2 separate regions of the Homo sapiens genome follow, and region 1 is linked to region 2. A link is an interaction called in ENCODE POLR2A ChIA-PET data of the cell type or tissue named here. Cell type or tissue: CD4-positive, alpha-beta T cell. All regions are shown on one strand.

The links. ChIA-PET counts read pairs that join two places held together with the same protein. Peaks named below come from ENCODE experiments on the same cell type or tissue, not always from the same donor. Only the 100,000 strongest peaks of a DNase experiment are listed, where the experiment ranks them.
Region 1: POLR2A ChIA-PET joins it to region 2 with 18 read pairs; 2 of 35 experiments call an interaction of 5 or more read pairs at or near these places.

Annotation. Positions count from the first base shown.
Region 1 is chrY:13,749,390-13,754,389 of GRCh38, forward strand. It overlaps the pseudogene ANOS2P. Among named protein-coding and RNA genes, the nearest start is that of TMSB4Y, 48 kb to the left of the region's middle. In CD4-positive, alpha-beta T cell, CTCF peaks have their summits at 1,967 and 2,167; a DNase peak (open chromatin) is centred at 2,032; H3K4me3 peaks cover 2,385 bases; H3K27ac peaks cover 424 bases.
Region 2 is chrY:13,477,655-13,482,654 of GRCh38, forward strand. UTY (ubiquitously transcribed tetratricopeptide repeat containing, Y-linked) reads right to left here and starts at 2,379. Exons shown (of 30, transcript NM_001258249.2): 1 at 1,860-2,379; 2 at 1,600-1,663. The coding sequence starts at 2,011. MIR12120 (microRNA 12120) reads left to right here and starts at 1,523; the gene lies at 1,523-1,612. In CD4-positive, alpha-beta T cell, no CTCF peak of the experiment used is centred here; DNase peaks (open chromatin) are centred at 897, 1,907 and 2,407; H3K4me3 peaks cover 3,042 bases; H3K27ac peaks cover 2,806 bases.

The sequences.
Region 1 (5,000 bases), 270 kb after region 2:
CGTATTTGCTTTACTTTAAAACTCCAAAGAAACACTAGGAAACAATCCCCTACAGCTTTTGGAAATGTTTTTAGTAATTCACAAATGAAAGTGACAACATTTAGAAGACAATCTGTGTATTCAGACATCATTATGTATTGACACATGCCTACTTGGGGTCACTATAGTTAGCTTCTTTACTCTTCATTAATATTAATTAACATATGTAAAAAAGATTTCCATTTGCAATTCTGAGCAATTTTAAAACAAATAACTGAACTCATGTAAGCTTAGCCCAAAATTACTAGGTTTCCAGCCCAAGTAAAGCAGTGGTCCCCAACCTTTTTGGCACCATGGACCGGTTTCATGGAAGACAATTTTTCCGTGGACCTGGAGGTAGCAGGTGATGGTATAAGGATAAAATTGTTACACTCAGATCAGCATTTGATTCTTATAAGGAGTATGCTACCTAGATATCTTGCATGCATAGTTCACTGTAAGGTTGGAGCTGCTATAGAATTTAATGCCGCCACTGATCTGACCTGAGGAAGAGCAGTAATGTTCCCTGGACTGCCACTTACTTCCTGCTGTGTCTCGGTTCCTAACAGGCCACTGACATGTACTGGTCTGAGGCTTGGGGACTGGGGACCCCTGAAGTAAAGGATTGTCATGGCTAAAACCTACAGATAGGGCTAGCTACATAATTTGTGAGACTTCATGCAAAATGAAAATTCAGGGAAACTTGTTCAAACATTATAAAGAATTTCAGCCGGTGATGGCAGAACAGCCCTTCTAAGAGTGTGACTGTACCACTGTACAGCTTGCATGCCCCTGAAACTGGCTCTGCCTGTAGAACCTTGTGAACAAGATGACCCTGATTTTCTAATTCGCTAAGAAACACATCAATGCCAGTTGATTCGATTGGCCTTGCTGGTTTAAGCTATGTGAAGAAATACACATGTAAAATGATGTACTTGAAAAACACTCATAATAGGATAGCTGCAGATGGCTGTCATTCCAATTTGTTAACAGGCAGATATCAAAATTGCAGAGTGGAACCTGTGTATAAGAATAGGGGAAAGGGTGGAAAATTGCAAAACAACTGTACAGCCTTTGAGCAAAGAGGATTCGAGCCTTCTGATGTAGCTTTGAGTAGAGGGAGTGCATCTAGATAGCCTGACTGTGCTTAGCTGGGTGCTTATGGAGATCCTCTTTTCGAAGGTGAAAGTGCAATTGGGTAGGAGACGGTGGAGATGTCAGAGCAAAGGAACAGCAGTCAGTTGTCCTTTCGAATTGCAGTGTGCCTGGGTCTTTTTTCTCTGGGTTTTCCTACCTGCAAGGGGACTGTCACTTCCTGATGCGGCTGAGGAGAGTGTAGAGCTTTGTTACAGGTTGTGTGTTATCAATGCCTCCTGTCTTTCTGTGGCAGGATCCTGGCTGGGGAGGGAGAACTCGTGTGCTAAAAGAGCACTGGAAAAGACAAGAGAGGCCGGAGCAGCCATTCCAAAGCTAAAAAGGCTGAGTCAAGAGGCTCGGGGCAAATCATGGGGAAAGAAAGAGGTTAAGACGCAAGTCTATTTTGAATAAATCACTCACTGTGGGCGTGCAAAGCTTATTAGAAAAACAAACGCCTGGCTGGGCGTGGTGGCTCATGCTTGTAGTCCCAGCACTTTGGGAGGCCCAGGCGGGCAAATCACGAGGTTAGGAGATCGAGACAATCCTGGCCAACATGGTGAAACCCGTCTCTACTAAAAATACAAAAATACAGGAGTGGTGGCGGGCACCTGTAGTCCCAGCTACTCGGGAGTCTGAGGCAGGAGAATCGCTTGAATCCGGGAGGCGGAGGTTGCAGTGAGCCGAGGTCGCCGCACTAAACTGCAGCCTGGCGATAGAGCGAGACACAGTGTAAAAAAAAAAAAAAAAAGAAAAGAAAAGAAAAACAGACGCCTTAGGAAACAAAGCGTGTGGAACTAAAGGAAGGTAGGACGCCCCTGGCGGTCCTGAGGCCTCTTTGGTCCTGCTAAAGAGAGCACCCCTGCTGGCAGGCGTGGGCCTGCTCACACCTGGACGGAGAGGGGAGGTAGGAGGGGCAGGAAGCGGTTGGTGCGGACGGGGAGGCGACTGCGTGGGGTCTTCCGACATCACCCTTCAGCTGAGTGTCCGGGGTCTCATTCCCAGAGACCCGCCCACGGGCCCTGCGTCCGCCCCTCCTGTCACACGCCTTCCAGCCAATGGCGCGGCCGCCTGTCCTTCTCATGCCACCCCTGGAGGGCAAGCAAGGAGGGAGGTTGGCTGGGAAGGCCTGGCTGGATTTGAAGTATCAAACTTTCCGGCGTGGTCGTTGCGGCTGCTGGGTCCCCAGAGTGCGGCCCCGGCGAGGAGCATGGAGCATCGGCCAGCGCCCGGCGCCCTCGCATCCGATCGGCAGCCATGGTGCCCGAGGTGCCCGGCGCGGTCCTGACCCTCTGCCTCTGGCTGGAGGCCTCGGAGGGCTGCCTGGCGGCCGGCCCCGGAGCAGCTGCTGCTCAGCTGCTGGACGAGTCGCTGTCTGCCGGGAGCGTCCTGCGCGCCCGCTGCGCCTCCAGGTGCCTAAGCTTGCCAATCATACGCATCTCTGCCTTCTTCCAGCACTTCCAGGTTAGTGGAGACTCCCGCCCGCCCCGGGTTCTTTCTGGTGCTGCGGCCGCGGCGGGAGTGCACCCGGGCGCGAGAGTGCACCCGGGCGCGCGCCGACCAGCCTAGGCGCGAAAAGTTTTCGGCCAGCGCAGCGAGCTGACCTGGCTTCTCCTGGGCGTGGATCTTACAGTCGGGGTGCTTAAATCGTGTTTTCCAGCCTCCTCCCGGCTCCCGATACGAAAAAGAAGCCCGAGGCGTCCTGCCCCAGTCTTGTCCTTCCCAGCAGGAAACCAAAGGCGATTTTCCTGGGGAGGGAGAGTCGTGAATGCCGAGGGTGGGTGTGTGGATGTAGCTGTTTCCCGGGAATTGAGTGCCCGAGATTCCAGGCGGGTGTCGACTCCCGCAAAGTCCCAGGTGCTCAGGAGCACTGGGAGAGAGTCCGGGAGGCGCACCCCGCTGCGCCCAGCTGCGCCCGGGGACCTTGCCACGAGCCCCAGCTCCGCAGGTGCCCGCAGGCCGACACTTTTTCTCTTTTGAACGATGATTTTTCACCATCCGCGGGCCGAGAGCTCGCTACCCACCCGTGGATTCCCCAGCCACGGCACTTGTGCCAAGTCGTGTTCCAGGGTGCGTGTATGCGCGTGTTGGAGGGTGCAGGTGGCTCCGCGCGCCTCATTTCGGAGTCCCTAAAGATTCAAGGTCTTGTACACTAGCGTAGAGCGTCAGAGAAGTGCCGGGGACAGGGGATTTGGCAGGACGGTGTTTGGATACGCCAGAGACAGGCTCCAAGGTCACTGTCCCCCAAACCCCATACTTAGGTTCTTTTAGCCGGCGAGTAGAGGAGTGTGTGTGTGCGCTTGGTCGCGTGTGTGGGAGTCTACGGGAACCGCGCGCTTGGCTCCTGAGGGTTGCCCGGACCCTGCCCCGTGGCATGGACCCCCGCGGGGCCTGCGCGGAGGCTCTGGGTGCGGGTGGGCACACTATGGCAGGTTTCGGACTCAGGGGGTGCAGAGTACAGCTGCTGCCTCTCCCAGCCCTGTCGAGCACGCGAGTTCTGAAACCCTGCGTATATTTTTCACCTCTCCTGTCATTCTTACCTCTGTCTGTAGGTGCCCACCTGTTCCAAGTTTCCACCGTCTCGCCTCAGGGAAATTCTGGGGGGACCAAAAGGAGAGGTAGGTGCTTGTTAGGAAGGCTGGCTTCCTGGCTGGGCGGGAACTGGAAAGCAAACCCTTGGCTCTTAATCTCGGGGCCTCTCCTGCCGGGGAGGGGAGGGGGTCAAGTGAGGGCCCTGGAAATTAAGCTGCCAGAGGAGGCGATATTATAAGGGTGGAGTGTGGAAGTGGTTCCCCGTAGCCCTTGGGGACGATCTTAAACCTGCTGGCAAAGCTGGCGCGTGCTCGAGTGTGCCCGTTGTGTTTGTTCTAAATAATAGAAGGAGCGTCTCCGGGGAGTCAGAGAAATGGGCACACTCTGCACTCCTCCTGAGTCTTCAGGGAATGGAAGACCCAGTGCTCACTTCTGTGGTGAAATTACCCAGACATCCTGGATAGAGCCAGGAGAGAGCCCGTCCCCAGTCACCTTGTTTCCAACCCTCTGTGCCCTACCATGAAAGTCGCTCTCCTGAGAAGATGCCACACTATTGCAGAAAACAAAACAGAGCAGCCTATTCCCGGGGAATAGGCTTTTTTTTTTTTTTTTTTTTTTCAATTAAATTGTCAGTGCTGTTATTTATTTGTTTTACAGTTTCAGTGGCTAAAGCAGCAGCTTAGATGAAGCCATTTCCCCGAGAAAGGCATGATTTCTCTTCGGAAGAAAAACTGCTGACAGAATGCACATTGCTGGAGAATCCCAATTACATTTTAATTAGCTGGGGGTGACATAAGCTGCAAATTAGTTAGGACTTAATAAGTGCTGTGTTTGTCATCAATTGCAAGGCCATTCTTCAAGCTTTAACCCTAACCTGGTAATGCTTAAATTGATTTATCTAAATGGCAGGGATTAAGCTTTCTTAAGATCTGAAAAGACAGCAACACACTCTCTTTACAAAACCCCAAGCTTCCCTGTTCCCCATCGCTTGGCTTTTTTTTTTTTTTTTTTTTTTTTTTTTTTTTTTTTTGTAATAATTAGAAGGAAGATGGGCCAGGCACGCTGGCTCATGCCTGTAATCCTAGCACTTTGGGAGGCCGAGGTAGGTGGATCACCAGAGGTCAGGAGTTCAAGTCCAGCATGGCCAACATGGTGAAACTTTGTCTCTACTAAAAATACAAAAAAATTTGCTGGGTGTGGTGGCAGGCACCTATAATTCTAGCTACTCCAGAAGCTGAGGAAGTGGAGGTTGCAGTAAGCTGAGATTGCGCCACTTCTCTACTCCAGCCTGGGTGAAAGAGCGAAACTCTGTCTCA
Region 2 (5,000 bases):
ATCTGAAAAGTTCATTCCAAACTAAAATGTTAACCACAACCCACTGAGAATTTATCCTAACTCCAGCATATGAAGATTTAAAGTTCTCAACCAGTATTTTCCCACATTATCCCAGAAAACATCAAATTACTTTTATTTCATTATCATAACTATTTTAAACATTAAGGCAGATCGAGTCACTGTTGCTTAAATCGTATCATTGATACTATAACATGTTTTTCATAAAGCTATTTTCACTTGCATAATCAAAGTTTAACTCATGTTTCATTTATCAGTCAAATAAAGTGGATTTACTAACTATATATATACACATTATACATACATATATATATTACATTTTAGTTTTCTGATCAGTATTTGCCCCCAAAACAAACATACAAAGGAGATTATAGGTAAAAGAACTCAGCGTCTGTACTGAATTAAACTACAAAGTAAAACGTCTTGGTAAGTAAAATGTTCATCCTGAGAAAATAATTAGTATTTCCTTGTCAAATACAATAATAAACTGAAATTCTTAACTACTGGCTTCAGCATCTAAAAGATGGCGCGATTGTTGTACCGTTCTTATTTCACGGGACCAATTGACAACATACAAATACTTTAACAAGATTTTGGTGAGAGGGTAAAAAACGATACACACAGGAATATTCCAGGGCCAAGTTACGCAACAATTCACGTGGGAGTAACTAAACATGCTGCAATTAATAAGCACATATAGGTTTAAAAATGCTGCTGTCAATGTTGGAGATAACGCAAGAATTCTACTTTTAAATAATAATAATTTTTAATAAGCAACATGAAGCTACGTCAGCGCTCTTTACGGTCTATTCCTTGCTAAGGTTTCCGGGTTAATACCTCCACCCTCTTCCCAAGCTTCCCCCTTTATTGCTCCTCCCCCTTTTTACCCGCCATCTTGGCTGATAGGAGCAGCCATTAACTAAACGACAGTGCCAACTTTTCACACAAACAACAAATTCTTCCCACTGTGAGCATGACACCTAAGAAACAAGGTTCCTGAATGGAAAAAGCACACACATTCATGAAATCACATTTGCAGCACTGTGCATCCTAAAAAAGTCAACAAATCACTAAACTTCAGGCTAAACATACACGCATCAGTTTATAGGTCAAATATCTACTGCAAACTCTTCACCGCTGTAACTTACTTGCTACTTACACTTAGGACACCAGGGATATTTTTTTTAAAAAGGCAAAAAAATGTTTAAAATTAGACACCAAGAGCCAAATACCAAAAGGCGAGGGGAAGAAGCAGGAAGTTATGAATTTTGAAAACTGTACACATTCACTATTTGTGACGCTAAAATTCAGGAACAAAAGGCCCTAAAGTAACAGGCATGTGGTGTAGACCCGGTTTAGCCCGGTCCCAAAGCGTCCGATTTTTTTTTTCCTCAGAGTAGAAGGGAGTCTGGAGCAAGGGGCGAAGTATTCCAGAGTACGGGGACAGCAAAGGCAAGAAACACTTTTCCGACCCCTTGGCCATGGAGCAGAGCCAAAATAAATACTGGCTGGGCGGTAAGGAACGCGGGGCCTTGGTAGAGCAAAGTGCGGACCAAAGACTTTGCGTCTGGTTGCTTTTACCTTGCCTAGTAGGGTCTTCGTTCTGGCGCCATCTTCATGAAGCCTCACGAACCCGAAGAGACGGCTGTAGAGAGAGAGACACAGAGCTTGTTAATGGTCTGAGAAAGCCAGTGACTTGCTCCTTCCCGAGTCCAAGAGCGACAGCGACAGATTGGTGAGTGCCAAGCTGAGGATGACCCCGTCATCAACGTGGGCAAGCTGCGTCCAGGCCTTCCCGGAGAGTATCGCCAGCCAACCAGGCGGGTGATGGAGGTGCGTACCTGTCCATGCCACCAAGCGCCTCCCTTTCCTCGACTGTCAGGCTAACAGACTCCTCTTCACTCTCGCGGCTCGCTTTTCCTTCCGCCATTTTCTTTGCCTCATCACCGAAGGCAACAGCGGCGGTAGTGAGCGACACTGCGCAGGATTTCATGGAAACAACAAATTTCCAAGTCCCACGACGATACCCAACCTTAATCGAGTAGTTGAAAAGACGCCTTCAATCGCTGCTTGAGACTGTGACGCCAATTTTATCGCCTCCTCAGCGGCTGCAAGGAAAAAAGCTGAGGCAAAGACTTAAGCTACCGAAGCACGGGCAGCGGAACTCGGCTACCTGGATCACATCTGGGAAACTACAGGGAAGGCAGAAGCTCGCAGTGCTGGAGAGCACAGCAGAATTTCTTAAAATCACAAACTTTGCCAGCACCAGCACAAAGTTGTAATTGTGTCACGGGCGAACCCCACGCAGCCGCCGCGACCTCCCCGCTCCCAACCACTTAGTTGTAGCCAATCTAGGCGACTGATTCGTCTCACGTGATCTTTGTTGACTTACGTCAGGCATTGCTCCACTGTACTCCTAGGCTGCTGGGACCCCGCCCAGCCAGTTCGCCAAGGACCTAGGAACATGACAGAGGCTGACTGATTCTGACCGCTGGTTGGTTGATGGTCACGTCTATGGAGAAAAGGGTAGTCTCTGGGATGGAACAACCTGTAGGTTGTGCTAGTTAAATGCATTAAGATAGAAAATGGAGTGTCTGTGCTGGGTGTTTTTGCAGTTGCGATACGCTTGAAGGGGAAGAGAGCGATGGGAAGGGCGGCATCGGGCATCACCCACGGGGCGCAAATGCGAAAAGAGGACACCATGGACTTTAGGAGAGTCCGTAATGAGGCTCCCACTGTCACAAGCCTTGCGAATGCGAGACCTTGCGGGGCATGGCAGGGAAGCTGCGCAGGCCCTAAACCTTCACCCTCAAGACTTTTGGCCCTAAGGCCTTGTCACCTCCATAGGCTGGTTCTTTGCCCATTTCCTCTCCACTGACCAAGTCTAAAGAGAAGGCATAATATCTTATGACCTCAGTCGGTAAGCCAGGCCCTAGGGAATCAACGTGGCAACTGCATTTATCAGTTCATGATATTATCTAAACAACAAACGATGAGCAAAAAAAAAAAAAAAAAAAAAAGTTACTCCACAAACCCAAAATGTTTATTTCTATTGTGATAATGATAATTCCGTGAGGTCTCAGTAAGAGTAGGAGCTTCTGTGGACAGGAATTATAAGAACAATAATTAAGACCTTCATCACACTTTCAAGATGCAGTAACCCTTAGAAAAGAAAAAAACACCACTTTTTTCTTACTTTCTCAATTGTAACCAAAATTATAAATAATAGGTAAAAGAATTTATTTCTGAACCCCAAATATCTGAGAGAGGTCTTAGTCAATTTAAAAAGTTTATTTTGCAAGACTTACCCATGATACATTTGCCCAAGGTGGTCAGGGCACAGCTTGCTTTTGTACGTTTTAGGGAAACATGATTGGTTCGGTCAGGTAAGAGGGACAGCTCGAAGCGGGGGCTTCCATGTTAGAAATAGATAAGAGACAGGTCGGGCGCTGTGGTTTACGCCAGTAATCCCAGCACTTTGGGAGGCCGAGGCGGGCAGATGACCTAACGTTGGGAGTTTCAGACCAGCGTCACCAACATGGAAAAACCCCGTCTCTACTAAAAATACAAAATTAACAGAGCATGGTGGCGCATGCCTGTAATCTCAGCTACTCTGAAGACTGAGGCAGGCGAATCGCTTGAACCCAAGAGGCGGAGGTTGCGGTGAGCCGAGATGGCACCATTGCATTCCAGCCTGGGCAACAAGAGCAAAACTCCGTCTCAAAAAAAAAAAAAAAAAAAAAAATGTAGATAAGAGACAAGAGTTTGCATGCTTTTGAGTCCTTGATCAGCCTCCTACTGAATACAGAATTTAGTCCGGCTAGTAACTCTGTATTTTTACATAAATAAATAATAAGGCAGAGGAAGCAATCAGATATGCAGTTGTCTCTTGTGCGCCTCACAGGGATAACTTTGAGTTGGGTCTGTCCTTTGTCCACAAGGAATTTCCTTGTGGGCACGTTGTGAGGAACGTATGTAGCTTCTTATCTTTGTACGTATCTTATTTAGGAATAAAATGGGAGGCAAGTTTAGTGACATAGTTCCCAGCTTGACTTTTCCGTTACTTAGTGATTTTGGGATCCCAAGATTAATTTTTTTTTCTCATATTATATGGCATATGTATGTTGAGGAATTGTGTATATTTTTCTATGTAAAGAATCTATAAAAAGTCTCATATATATTAAACGCCTCTGTTGATTACTGTTTTCAAAAGACAAATTGCATAATATTCCATGTATCAAATAGTTTACTGGTTATACCTCCAGATATTAGATATTACAAAAATGTTAATTATTAATGGCATTAGGGGAAATGTTCCTTTATAAGTGAAGAAATGGTATCTTTTTTTAAGTAATAGATTTGCCTCCTCCAAAAATAGGTATTATATATTTAAACTTTGATGTTTAAATGAGAGGACAGTTTAGAACTTCCAGACAAAAAACTATAACACTAGTGAGAGTTTTGGAAATCCCAGCTGATTTTGCTCAGTAACACGTGTTTTCATTGTTATTTTGAAACTAACAACTAACTCTGATTTTATAGATTATAGTCTATCATGTTCTTTACTCATTCCATTTCAGTTGAATCGCTACACCACAGAATATTTTCAGTAGCTGTACTATTGAAAATGTTATATTAATTGTCATAAGTATATTAGTAAGTATATTAATTGTCATAGTGGTGGCCATCACACCAAGAGGTTTTTGATAATATGCATACATTTGCACAAGCAGACATTCAAATAATGTAGAATATGGCCTTTTCCAGGAATAAGGCCTACCTGTCTCACTTGAGGCAGGTAATTATTACAAAGTGATAGAGCAACATAGAGGTGGGACAGAAATTGCAGTAAAGAATGAATTTGAATTCTGGCTCTGTACAGGCTGTACCTTGGAAAAATTAGCTAATCTCTAACCCAACATTATATATCGAATGTAAATACAAAGCTGCATCCATCCTCATACCTTCATGTACATTTGGCA